Regions from separate parts of the Homo sapiens genome. Here region 1 is linked to region 2. Evidence: chromatin loops called from intact Hi-C (ENCODE). Cell type or tissue: psoas muscle. All regions are shown on one strand. Each heading gives the region's core, and the rest is flanking DNA. Links, peaks and the distances in the headings are about the cores only.

Region 1 (6,227 bases), core at 776-5,775, 130 kb after region 2:
GTCGGTTGACTCTTCTCAATGACGGGGCTGGCATATAAGAGCTAAAATTTTTATTATTGAGTTACTACTCAAGGTTTTAAAAGATTTTGACCCCTGGAAAAAAATACAGTGCTTGAGGCAGTGAAATAGTTAATATGACTGCCTCCCTTACAGGTTTCCCCAGATATGCTTACTTGCTGTACAATGGATAATTGTTAGCTCTTGTTGTGCAGATGCTGTTGCAGATGGAGTCCTGTACCTGCATGCATAGCAAATGAATTAGACTGGCAATCCCCTTTATAAAGCATAAATATGTAATTTGTTCAGCTGTTGTAATTAAATATGTATGTGTGAAACAGCCACCATTCAGGTCATTAATGATGCGCCATGCCAAATTAGAGCTTACAGACAGTAATGTACATTGTTGTGCAATGAGGGAATTGCAAATAACATGGCTAAGCCTTTCCTAGTAAAGGGATGCATTCAGCAGCTTTAAAAAGAATATTTACATTTGTAACATAATTTTTATTTAGAAGGTACATTTTTGTTCATTGTGAAAGTCTGTAAGATGGAATTACTTTCATCTCCACTTTAGTTTTATTATTGTTTTAACATTTTATCATACAAATGCAACAGACTTTATTAAACATGCTGCTTGGTGATAAGTGTTAAGTATCTACTTACATATAAAACAGCAGTTACCCCTGGTTTTCTACATGGCTGTGATAGAACTGATGTATCATAGCACTGTGGAATGTCTTGATAATTTCATTGCATTAAAAAAACCACCTCATAATATTTCAACTCTATTCCCTACTGATACATAAAGAAATTCCTGTGATAGTAAATAGTATTTTTATTTCCATAGAAATTGGGCTGAGAAAAATGCAGTTATCAAAATATAAACAAATAAAAGTGGTAAATGTGCCTCTTGTGCTTTAATTCCCAATGAATTACTTGTGAATCCAAGGAATTTCCTAAGAAAAGTGTCATATATGGGTCAGAATGGTTGCTTTTTAAAATTTAAGACTCAAAGTTTGTTAAGTGAATGCACTTGGGAAAATTATTGCTTTGTCCTTTTTCTCCTTGGTTTTAGGTTACAGTCTTTGAAAATACTTGAAGCTGAAATTTAAATATATAAAAACTATTTTTACTTTAAATTCTTTCTGTATTTGTATTTTGGTTGCCTGCAGTCTATTTTTAACATACATGTTGTTTTGACGGTTCATACTGTGACTACATGAGCTAACCATCTTGACCTTTCTGTCCACCAGGGCAGCAGGAGGAAGCATCTTAGAGTTAATTCTGTCTTGTTCACAGCTGGGAACAGAACATTCCTCTGTGATCCCCTTGCACATGATTCACTGGGATCTCTTGGAAGCTGGACTTGATACTATAAGTCCTAGGCTTCTAAGGTCGAACACAGATCAAACTTAGTGGCATGTTTGGTTAAGAGTTAGATTAGACAAAACCAATGAAGTTGTTAAAAGTTTCAGAAACAATTGAAAATGAAATTGATGCATGATTTTAGCTTTGCAACAAATTCAACTTTAGAAATATCCTTAAGCCTAAGATTAATCAAGATTCAGGACCTTGAAGAATTTTCAAAGTTAGAACTGTAATTTGTGTAGGGACGTAAAATCTTTATTTTCAACAAACAGCAAATGTTTCCGTTAAACAAATGTGTATTTTATTTGAAACAGATGAAATCATAACAGTTTGGCTTGCTTTACCTAAGTTATTGTTCCATAATATCAAAAAAATTACTTAAAATAAGTTCTTCTCTTCATATTCCCCGAAGTTTTTGTCCAGTTTTCTGTATAGCTTTTTGGTTCAGCCAAAAAGAGACATTTCATTTGCAGCATTAGGGAAAAGTTTAATTATTGTTTATGAAGATAGAAATGTTATATGAATGACAGTGATTTAAAAATATTATTACTTATGATTGTAGTCAACCTTTTCCCCGAATATTGAAAACCATGAAAAGGCTTTGCCCTGACAGCTACATGCTTAGCATTAACTATACTTGCAAGTTTTCCAAAAAGATTTTTTTCAAGACCTGTTTTCATTTACTTCCTTTATCCTAATTAGAGATCGTAATCTTTTGATGGGCAGCTTCTCTTATTTCTACCTGTTTCAGTACTATAGTACTGGTAAAATGGCACAGTGTATATTTTGGTTCTTGGAGGGAGACTTGGGAGGATCCATTACTTTAAAATATTTTGTTGCAGCCACCTATCAGAGGTTTCTTTTAATTTCTTTTACTGCAGGAATTTCAGAGATGCTTAAATTATAGAATTATGGACTACAGAATTATAGAATACCTAGGGATGGGAATTGGGAGGTTTGTAGGAGGCGTGCACGTCAGAAGGTGGGAGCCATGCAGAAAGGTCACAGGTCTTATCTAGGTAGTTTCAAGGAGCAAATGCTTGTTTTGCAGTAGTGGTGGCAGGGTGGTTTGGCTCATTCAAGCCCCTTGCTCTGGAGGAACACCGATAAACCATCAGGATGTCTTTTCGTCTTGCGTTAACTGTGGCAAGGCTGTGCATTAAAGAACATAACCATCACTAAAAGGGTGGGAACACCCCAGCGACCAGTGGCCAGTGGCCAGGTGCTTTATGGTAACACCACAGACATGCCTGGCCAATCAGATGTGATCTTTTGCTGGCACTTGCTCCTTTGGCCCCCACTGCAGTAAACACTTTCCCTTGGATGTTGGTTTTCTGTTGTGTCTGGCAGCCACACAGGGCTGCTTGAACTTTAGCCAGAGGCAAATATTTATACATCAGAGTGTGCAGTGTTCAACTGGTCAGGCCTGAGAGGGAGAGGGAGAGACCTCCGTGCCTTTTAGCCAAAGAGGATATGTCCTTTTTTTCCCCTTCCCTTTCCACCGTGACATGGTAAAGTGGGACCATACTGGATGTCATTTGAGCTTGCTGCATGTGCTTCTCTCCAAAACGTACACGTGCGCAAACTTGGGATGTGCTTTCAAAAGAGAGGACGTCCTGACATTTCTGCCTGCTCCTTTAATTCCTCTTGGAAAGTTTACGGTTAATATTTTCCCTGGAACATTGTCAAGCTTTTGACAGTGCCTGAGTGTATGCCGAACTGTGAAATTGAGCCGGAGAAGCAAGTTGTGAGAAATCTGTTTCTACTCAGATCCGTAAGGTTTATGGGGGGGGGAAAAAAAACCAAAAAAAAAAAAAAAAACCCAAAAAAACAAAACAAAACAAAAAACAAAAAACTTCAGAGGGGAAACTGAGAATGGGACTCGGCTTGCTTCTCCTGGTGTGGGTTCAGGCCGCCATTTTAAGGAGCCAGTGAAGGGCGACGTTCCGCTCCTTACATGGCGGCTGTATTTACTCGGCCGCAGCCAATCAGCCGGCAGTGCCAAGCCACGTGACATGCCACGAGGGCACGCACAGCCATTTCCTTGTTTCTAAAAAACTTGCTACCTCCACAGAGTACTTTACCTTGTTTTGCATGCCAAATGTTCTTGCTGAATGTGTCTAGCAGACTGGCATTTGTCCATAAAGTTATTTTAGTAGGTAAAAAGTCTCTGAGCACTTGAGCTTTGTGCATTCTTTATGTAAAATGGATTTCCCTTCTTGGCCAGAGGCCAAGGGTACAGCACACTCGCTGGGTGAGAAGAGAGCTTCTCTGCTGAGAAACTGGTGGACCGACACACTCTAATTTTTTGGCTTCTGACCAAACAAGCTAGAAGGATGCCAAAATTCAACAAAATAACACATTATTGTGTGATAGGAGCCGTGCTCCAAGAGAGCAGGAACTCAGAGGAACTTCATACTGGCCCCTTTTAAAAAAGCATTGTCACTTTGGGGAGCTTTCTTAGAGAAACGAGAGGAAAATGGTAAAATGCAACCTGGAGAGTAAGGTATAATTTGCACATGAACACGAAGGAAGGAACTGAAAGAAAACAGAGGAGTTTAAAGTTACTTCTATGAACTTTTCCCAGACATAACACACAGTTCTCTGACTTGACTTACATTCTTTTAACCCTGAAAGTTCCATCTCTGTGTCTGAGCAGAATGCTGGACTGCTTAACGTTAATATGAGAACTAATGTGAGATTTAAACACTTTTAAAAGGTTTTAATGTCTAAGGATAGCTGCAAATTCCAAATATGAAAATTTGGCAGGCTTTTGGGGGGTAACAGAAAACTTTTTAAACTTACATGCTTTATCTTTGCACCCTGACATGTGTTAAGTGAGTCAAATCTTCCTGTTAATTACTCTTGTGACATTAGCAAGTTATGTAAGCCCACTATACCTGTTTCCACATATGTATAATGAAGACGTTAAAGAAGATAGGTAGTAGTCTTCTGAGCCCTAAAGAAATTGAATTTGAATAAACAACTGGAATAAGTATAAAATGCATTTCTAGTTTTTATGTGGAAATTTGTCAATCAAAAGGAAAAAAAGGGGAATATCTCCAGTTGAAGCCACCATCATCCTTACCCAGACTACTTGGGTAATCCTGAGTATTCCCTCTTTTTCCATTCTTGTTCCTTCACACCATAGCCAGAGTGGTATTTCAAAGAAGTTAGTTAGTTTATATCACTCTTCTGCGTAAGAACCTCCAATGTTTTCTTATGCATCTAGAATAAAATCCAAACTTGTTGCATTGGCCTGCAAAGACACTGCATGATCTGTCTGGCTTCTGTATCTACCTTTCTAACCCCACTTTTTTTTTTTTTTTTTTTTTAACCGTGACTCCTTAGATGCTCCAGCCATACTGGTTTCCTTTCAGTTTTCAGAACCTGCCATCCCATTTGCTACTTGTCTGCTTAGAATGCATTTTTCCCAGCTCCTTTTGTGGCTGGCTTATTCTTACCTTTCAGTTCTTTCAGTTCGAATAATAGCCCTGTAAAAGAGTGTTCTGTCTAAAATTGTCCTTCCTGTTTATATTTTCCATAATACTAATAACAGTCTGAAATGCTCTTGTTAATTTATTTGATTACTCATTTTATTTATTTATCTTTTGCACTATGATGTCAGTCCCACAAGGATGCAAACTACGTTTACTACCTTCTTTTCTACCTTTTGCACTTTTCCTAATCACATTGGGAATAAAATGTTGGGCAAGTTAGAATACTCCAAAATATTTCATTTACCTTAAATTTTACTCAATCCTACATTTTATTACCTATACTCATAAGAATTGTATTATAAAATACATTGTTAAACGAATGTTTTCAGTGCTCCATTGAGAGTCGGTGGAGCACACTGGTTGGGAGAAGACAGAGCTGTGAGCCATCCGTCTGCCTGTGCTTGAGTCTTGGCTCTGCCATTGACTAGTTGTATGAACTGCCGCAGGTGGTTCAGCCACTCAGAACCTCTGTAAAAGTGAGATGTAAAAACACTTTCTACATCATAGGATTATTGTGAAGATTAAATGTGATATGTTGTAAAATTCTGGTCACACAAGTATTAACTTACTGTTATTTTTGCTGCCACTGCTATTAATTAATGGCAGTGTGGCGGCTCAGTACTAGGCAATGGGCGTGCAACTGTGATGAGAAACGCTTCTGTCCATTAAATCGTTCAGTCAGTGGAAGAGACATGTATGTAAATAGGTAAGTTACCTACCATACATTGTGCCAAGACCTCTCACATTATGTGAACAGAATATTAAAGAATTATAAAAGAGGGAGCAATTGCCTCTGTTAAGTAGACAGCAAAGATGCCTTATAGGAAGTAGCATTTGAGACAGATTAAGTTTCTTTTTAGGTAAAAATATGTCCCCTAGAGATAATAATAAAATAATAGCAACGGATACCTATGTACTTCTTTTACTAATGCACCAGAGTCTGTTTTACATATATTCTCTCATTTAATCCTTACAGCAACCTTATGAAACAGTACTGTTATCACCTTGATTTTACAGAGAAGGAAAGTGAGCCAAAGAGAGGTTATGTGGCATGCCCAAGGTCATATAACTATTAAATGTCAGTGCTGGGATCTCGTACATTTTCACTCTTAGGACATCTGTGCTATCCCTGCTTAGTCACTTTGGCATCCCAGTGGTGCTGTACTTTTGCTTTCATAATACATGGAAGCCCTGGAAGGATTCAGTAAAGAGCCAGTTTCACCCTGTTAGCCCTTGTTGCTTTATTTGTAAAATGTCAACTGTAAAAGTATGCACCTACCTTATAGGGTGATTATGAGAATTAAATGAGATAATTCAGGTAAAGTGCTTAGCATATTGCTTGGCATATGGTAAGCATTT
Region 2 (6,227 bases), core at 568-5,567:
CACCTTTACATCCAATGCCCAACTCAAACCCTTCTATCAGTAACTCCACACCTTTTGATGAGTTCAGTTGTTTTGGGGGATGGAAAGGCGTTTTCTGGTTAGGAATGATGAACGGGTTGGTTTGCTACTTAGGTAAGTAAGAAGAAGGGGAACTAATGAGTAATTGTTGCACAATGACAAAACAACACTCCTGAAAGAAGCATAATTTGCTTCCCTGAACAATCCAGTCCTTTCATCATAAAATGTTCCTATTACATGGATACAGACCAGCAAAAACATTTGCTATACAAAAACACCTATTGTAAATAATTTCCATAACCAGATCGACAAAGCTCTATGACTATAGTTTAGATGCCAGGATTTGACAATAGCTAGATTATACTAAACTTTTCATTGTAATGTATACACTAAAATGACATTTGGTCAGTTTGGTCATAAAATAAATATAAATTATTGATATTTATAAAATTACAAATTCACTCATTCTTGGTTTCTCCCAATGCACCCCTGCTCCCTTCTTCCATCATCAATATTTTCCTAGGAAACATTATAATCTACAATTAACTGAGGCTGAAAACACCATCTTTTACCACATCTTTAGTGTAGCAAAAGTACCGAGCAAGCCACCCTTCTGCCTGATCTTTCTTGATAACTTTTTTAAGTACCCTAGAGCCAGTTGGTGCGTTCTTGGCTGTAATGCAGCCAAGTGGAATGCATTACATTCCACTTGTAATGCAGTGGAAGACACCTGGGTGTGTGCTGGGAGATCTGGGCTCTCCATAACCTGGCTCTGCCACTTCTCTATGAGACTTTAAGTGACTCACTTGATCTCCCTGAACCTCTCCTTCCTCTTCTGTGATGACAGAAGTTAGTCTTCCTTCACAAAGGTGTTGTGAGAATTATACGACACTTGATATTTAAAATTCCTAATCTAGTAATCTAGCACACAGTAGGTAAACTTAAAGGTAGATTAATGTTAAAGTTAGATTCTGACTGGACATGGTGGCTTGAGTCTTCAGTACCAGCTACTCAGGAGACTGAGGGAGGAGGATCCCTTGAGACCAGGAGTTTAAGGCTACAAGTATGCTATCACCGTATCGGTGAACAGCCACTACACTCCAGCCTGGGCAACATAGCAGGATCACAACTCTAAAAGAAAAAAAAAAAGGTAGATTCTGAAATATAGTGAAATACAGATCTAGGGCTCCTAGAGTAAAAAAAAAAAAATTTTTTTTTTTTTTTGAGACAGAATCTGGCTCTGTCGCCGAGGCTGGAGTGCAGTGCTGTAATGTCAGCTCACTGCAACCTCCACCTCCTGGGTTCAAGCAATTCTCCTGCCTCAGCCTCCCAAGTAGCTGAGATTACAGTGCCCACCACCACACCCAGCTAATTGCTAATTTTCGTATTTTAGTAGAGACAGGGTTTCACCCTGTTTTGGCCAGACAGGTCTCGAACTCCTGACCTCAGGTGATCCACCTGCCTTGGCCTCCCAAAGTGCTGGGATTACAGGCGTGAGCCACTGTGACCTGCCAAAAAATATTTTTAAAAGCAGAAAAAATACAGCAACTATGGCTTGCATCCCCATGTCTTTGTTTCCTCATCTTTAAAATTGGGATAATGGGCCAGACGCAATGGCTCATGCTCATAATCCCAGCACTTTGGGAGGCCAAAGCAGGAGGATCCCTTGAGCCCAGGAGTTTGAGGCTGCAGTGAGCTATGATTGTGCCACTGCACCCCAGCCTGGGTGACAGAGAGAGACCCTGTCTTTAAATAAATAAATAAATAAATAGGGATAATGTATACCATATGAGATTGTGAAAATGATAATTAAATCATTTAATAGAGGCAAATGATAATAAAAATAGTAAATAGTAATAGTAAGTCATCCACAAATATAAGATGTTGTTTGGTTTTTTTGGTTCGTTTTGTTGTTGTTTCTGAGACAGTTCTAGCTTGTCACCCAGACCGGAGTGCAGTGGTGCCATTTCAGCTCAATGCAACCTCAGCCTCCCAGGCTCAAGCCATCCTTCCATCTTGGCTGTCGAAGTAGTTAGGATTACAGGCATGGGCCACCACGCCCAGCTTTTTTTTTTTTTTTTTTTTTTTTTTTTTTGTAGAAATGGGTTTCTCTGTGTTGCTCAGGCTGGTCTCCAGCCTCTGGGCTCAAGTGACCCGCGCACCTCCCAAACACTGGGATTACAGGCTTGAGCCACCACATAGCCATTGTCTTTTTTTTTTTTTTTTTTTTCTCTGAGACAGAGTCTCACTCTGTTGCCCAGGCTGGAGCGCAGTGGTGTGATCTCGGCTCACTGCAGCCTCCACCTCCCAGGTTCAAGTGATTCTCCTGCTTGACTACTGAGAAGCTGGGATTACAGATGTACCACCACGCCCAAGTAATTTTTATATTTTTATTAGAGATGGGGTTTCGCCATGTTGGCCAGGCTGGTCTCGAACTCCTGACCTCGGGTGATCCGCCCACCTCGGCCTCCCAAAGAGCTGGGATTACAGATGTGAGCCACAGCACCCGGCCTACAGCCGTTGTCTATGAGGAGATAAGCTAGTTATCAAAACTCCCCATAACCCATCCTGTTTCCTACTCAAACACTGAAACCTCTTAGCTCTCTCCCACTTCCTCTAAGGCCCTAATCTTCAAGGAACAGAAAGAAGCTAAACAGTCTTACAAGTTAGATTTCTTAGAATAAAAGATGGGTTTTCACATTAGAAATAGGTGAAAGTTGGCTGGGTGCGGTGGCTCAGGCCTGTAATCCCAGTAATCCAAGCACTTTGGGAGGTCGAGGCGGGCAGATCACCTGAGATCAGGAGATTGAGACCAGCCTGGCCAACATGGTGAAACGCTGTCTCTACTAAAAAATACAAAAAATTAGTCGGGCATGGTGGCGCGTGTCTGTAGTTCCAGCTACTCAGGAGGCTGAGGCAGGAGAATTGTTTGAGCCAGGGAGGCAGAGGTTGCAGTGAGCCGTGACCGCGCTATTGCACTCCAGCCTGGGAAACAGAGAGAGATTCCGACTCAAAATAAATAAATAAATAATTAAAAACTATTTTTAAAAAAGAAATAGGTGAAAATTCCTTAGAAGGCACCTACAGCTTCTTACCTACATCATCTCATTAAATTCTCACAATGACTCTATCAGACAGGTACCACTATTCCCTCTTTTGAGGGATGAGGAAACAGAGACTCAGGGAGATAAAGTAACTTGCCCAAGGTTACACAGCTATTCTCAAGGAAACGTAGTGCATCCCATGAAAATAGCCTGGAGTCGAGATACTGGAGTCAAAGTGCAGCCAAAATTGTCAGGGTGCAACCTGCCTGTCCAATCAGAGCTGCTACTTCTTTGATACTGGAATCCCCCAATTCCTGAAATTAACACCCAGTTCTCCACTCCCCAAAAGCACACGCTGAGTGCCCTCAGGGCTCTTGCTGTTGCCAACGGACCTATAACTCGGTACAGGCTCAGGCAGCTGAGAGGAGGCTGTGGACACAACAGGCCTTGCTAGGCTTGCTGGGACGGGGCCACATTACTTTGCAGGCGCGTCTTTCTCCTGCCTGCTATCTAGAGCTCGCCTGTAGGTGGCGCCCTGCTTCGCTCAGGGGAATTTGGAGGGCGAGGACACGGGTCACCAGCTGCCTCCCCTGAAGGCCAATTTAAGTTGTCCCCTGGCTTGAACTGAGCGCAGGAACCTCGGTGATGGGGACATGCCCCCCTCCCCGCGCGCTCTTCCTCTCCCAGCCCCCCTGCCCTCCCCTCTCCAGGGGCTGGCGGGCCCGCGCTTCCTCCGAGGTCGGGCTACGCGGCGCGATCTCCAAGCGCTGGGGCCGAGCTTGGCGCTCCGGGGCGGCGCTTCGGTCCCCGACCCTCGGGCCGGCCCGCTGGCCCCCACTCCGCTTCCTCCCGGCACCCGCTTCGCCGGCAGCTGTAGCGGAGGTGGAGGGATGGGGGACTGTGACCCCCGTGAGTGCCGGCGGGGCGGGGCAGCTTTAAAAACTTCTGAAAGGCCTGGTTCAAAGCCTCAAAGGATAGAACTTGGGCCGGAAGGCGGTTTCCACGGAGGGGCCTAAAAGGGGGCTGGGGGTGCACCTGCAGGGCCAGGAGCTGCGGCTTGGGAAGGGGGGCCCGGTCACCGCGAGCGCCGCAGTCCCCGCCCCGCACTCGCCGCCCCTTGGAGCCGCCGCGGCCCCGCCCGGGCCCTGCGCTTTCATCCTCCCCACGGGACAGCGGCCGCGCGGGGCGGGGGCGGCTCTGGCCGGCGCGCTCCCGGCGGGGTCTTCCTTCCCTCCGGCCCCTCCCTGGGAACCCGAGATTTCGCCGCAGAGCTGAACTCCCAGATTTTAACCCCAACCCCCCCGGGCGGGAGGCCGCGGAGAACCGGGAGTCGCGACCGAGGAAGCGTCCCCAGTCACCTCCTAGCCCCCCACACAGAGCCCCGGGGAGGGTGAGGAGGAGGAAGAGCGGGAGGAAGACCCGCGCCGGTGGGTGGGGGCAGGGAGGGGGCGTCCGGGGTCGCAGGGCGGCGCTCCGGAGAGTGGCCCCGGCGGCGTCCGGAGTCGCTGCGGCCGCCGTGCCACCTCGGGCAGGTGGGGGGGGGAATGCGCGGCCGCCGCCAACCAGGGTCGCTCCGCCGTAGACGCCGAGCAGACGCGGTCCGGCGCTCGGCCGGAGAGCCGGCTAAGGGGCTTTTCATTAGCACCGCATTAGGAGGACACTCATCCTCCAGAGTCCTTCCCGTGGAAGCTCTTGAGTGAATTAGGTAAATGATTTGCTCCATTTGTAGTTTCTGAAGATATTTTCTCAGATCTTCAATCGAGCGCTTTAGCCGGGGAGCATATCTGTGGGGGCCTCCTTCCCACTACCTAGGGTCTCACTCGGTGACAATTGCTGAGTCAGTGAGGACGTGTGGGGAAAGGTAAAAGTGGAATTGAGCAAAGCTGAGTAATTTAGCTAAGGAAGAGAAATCGCTACTGAAAATAGAATAGTTTAAAAATAAACTACATAAAGTTTATTCTTTTGCTTGGAGTCCTGCTCCTTGATCCGAGAAGGTAAAATCCATCAGAGTTGGGAGTTCCCTCCCCCCCATTAGCATTTATTACACTTTTTCAAAGTTACTGAAAGACTTCTTTTAGTGAATTTTAAGAAGCAATCGTGGTTGACATTACAGGCATCAAAGGTTTGGGGAACAGATGGGTAAACTTCCGAAGAGCTTAGTTGCAACACTAGCTCTCAAATTTAGTGTCAACTTTTATTTTAAAAAATAAAATAGGGTGGTGTTTTTATTAAACTTTTATATTTCAAGAGGTAGAGAACACCGAAGAGGAAAGAGACTGAAGGGAAAGTAGGGTGTTGGAAACAAAAAGAGAAAGGCGAGATTGACTGTAACATTCTGGTCTTCAACGAGTCCCAAGTTGGAATCCTAAAGCACTGCATATTTCTGGTAGCGTTAACTCTAACTGGAATATTGGCGGGCCTGGTCTCTAAGTGCGTCCTAAGAAAAAACAGATTTAAGCAAAATGGTTTTTTCCCTTTTGTGAAGGGAAAAAATTTAAGCACTTGCTTCATGCGGTAGCCCCAGCGGAAAAGCGAGCCCTCCCGCTCCCGGTGGCCTGAACTGAATTTGCTGCTTTAAAATCGGCAGGTGTGCCCAGCGTTCCCAGCGCTGCAGCCGGGACCTGATGAGTAAGAGTAAGAGGGCTCAACCGCAGGACATCACATGCCGGGTACCTAACGTCGGCATTTAAGCAGACAGGGACTAATATGCTGGAACTATCCTCCCGACACTGGCAAAGCCCAGAGACCGCATTTCCTACCACTTTGCCCACTTTGTACTGGGCACCCTCGGTAAACAGGATGAAAGCAACATTTTTATCCCTTAAGACGAAAATGTAACCTTTAGAATACTCCCTATTCCGGGGTTGACAGCAGGTCAAGGGCTCAGAGGCAAGCTTGCATTACACATAGGACAAGTACAACTTATCAGGGTGCAAAAAAGGGCAAGAAACTTTGTAAAAGTTGGAATCAGTATTCAAAGAGATAGTTTCAGGTGGTGCTACATAATGGCATGGTAACCACAAGAAGACCAGAAATGCTTGGAGTGCATTTCTGTTCTCGAAGAGGGGTTGAGGGTAGAGGCTTGGTGCACTGTGGTTTGAAGGTTTACAGAAAGCAGCCTTATCCTCATGAAGCTGGGAAGCTATGCTTTCTCCACAAAATACT

What was found. A loop is a pair of places that touch in the nucleus more often than their neighbours do. Peaks named below come from ENCODE experiments on the same cell type or tissue, not always from the same donor. Only the 100,000 strongest peaks of a DNase experiment are listed, where the experiment ranks them.
Region 1: it touches region 2 in a loop (4-fold over the local background); 28 of 110 quality-filtered maps call a loop at or near these places.

The regions. Positions count from the first base shown.
Region 1 is chr1:61,180,954-61,187,180 of GRCh38, forward strand. All of the region lies in intron 2 of NFIA (nuclear factor I A), which reads left to right. Among named protein-coding and RNA genes, the nearest start is that of NFIA-AS1, 69 kb to the right of the region's middle. In psoas muscle, for the core only: no CTCF peak of the experiment used is centred there; a DNase peak (open chromatin) is centred at 3,348; H3K4me3 peaks cover 2,931 bases; H3K27ac peaks cover 5,000 bases.
Region 2 is chr1:61,046,476-61,052,702 of GRCh38, forward strand. No RefSeq gene overlaps it. Among named protein-coding and RNA genes, the nearest start is that of NFIA, 33 kb to the right of the region's middle. In psoas muscle, for the core only: a CTCF peak has its summit at 3,588 (motif pointing right); DNase peaks (open chromatin) are centred at 3,586 and 4,236; H3K4me3 peaks cover 2,419 bases; H3K27ac peaks cover 2,532 bases.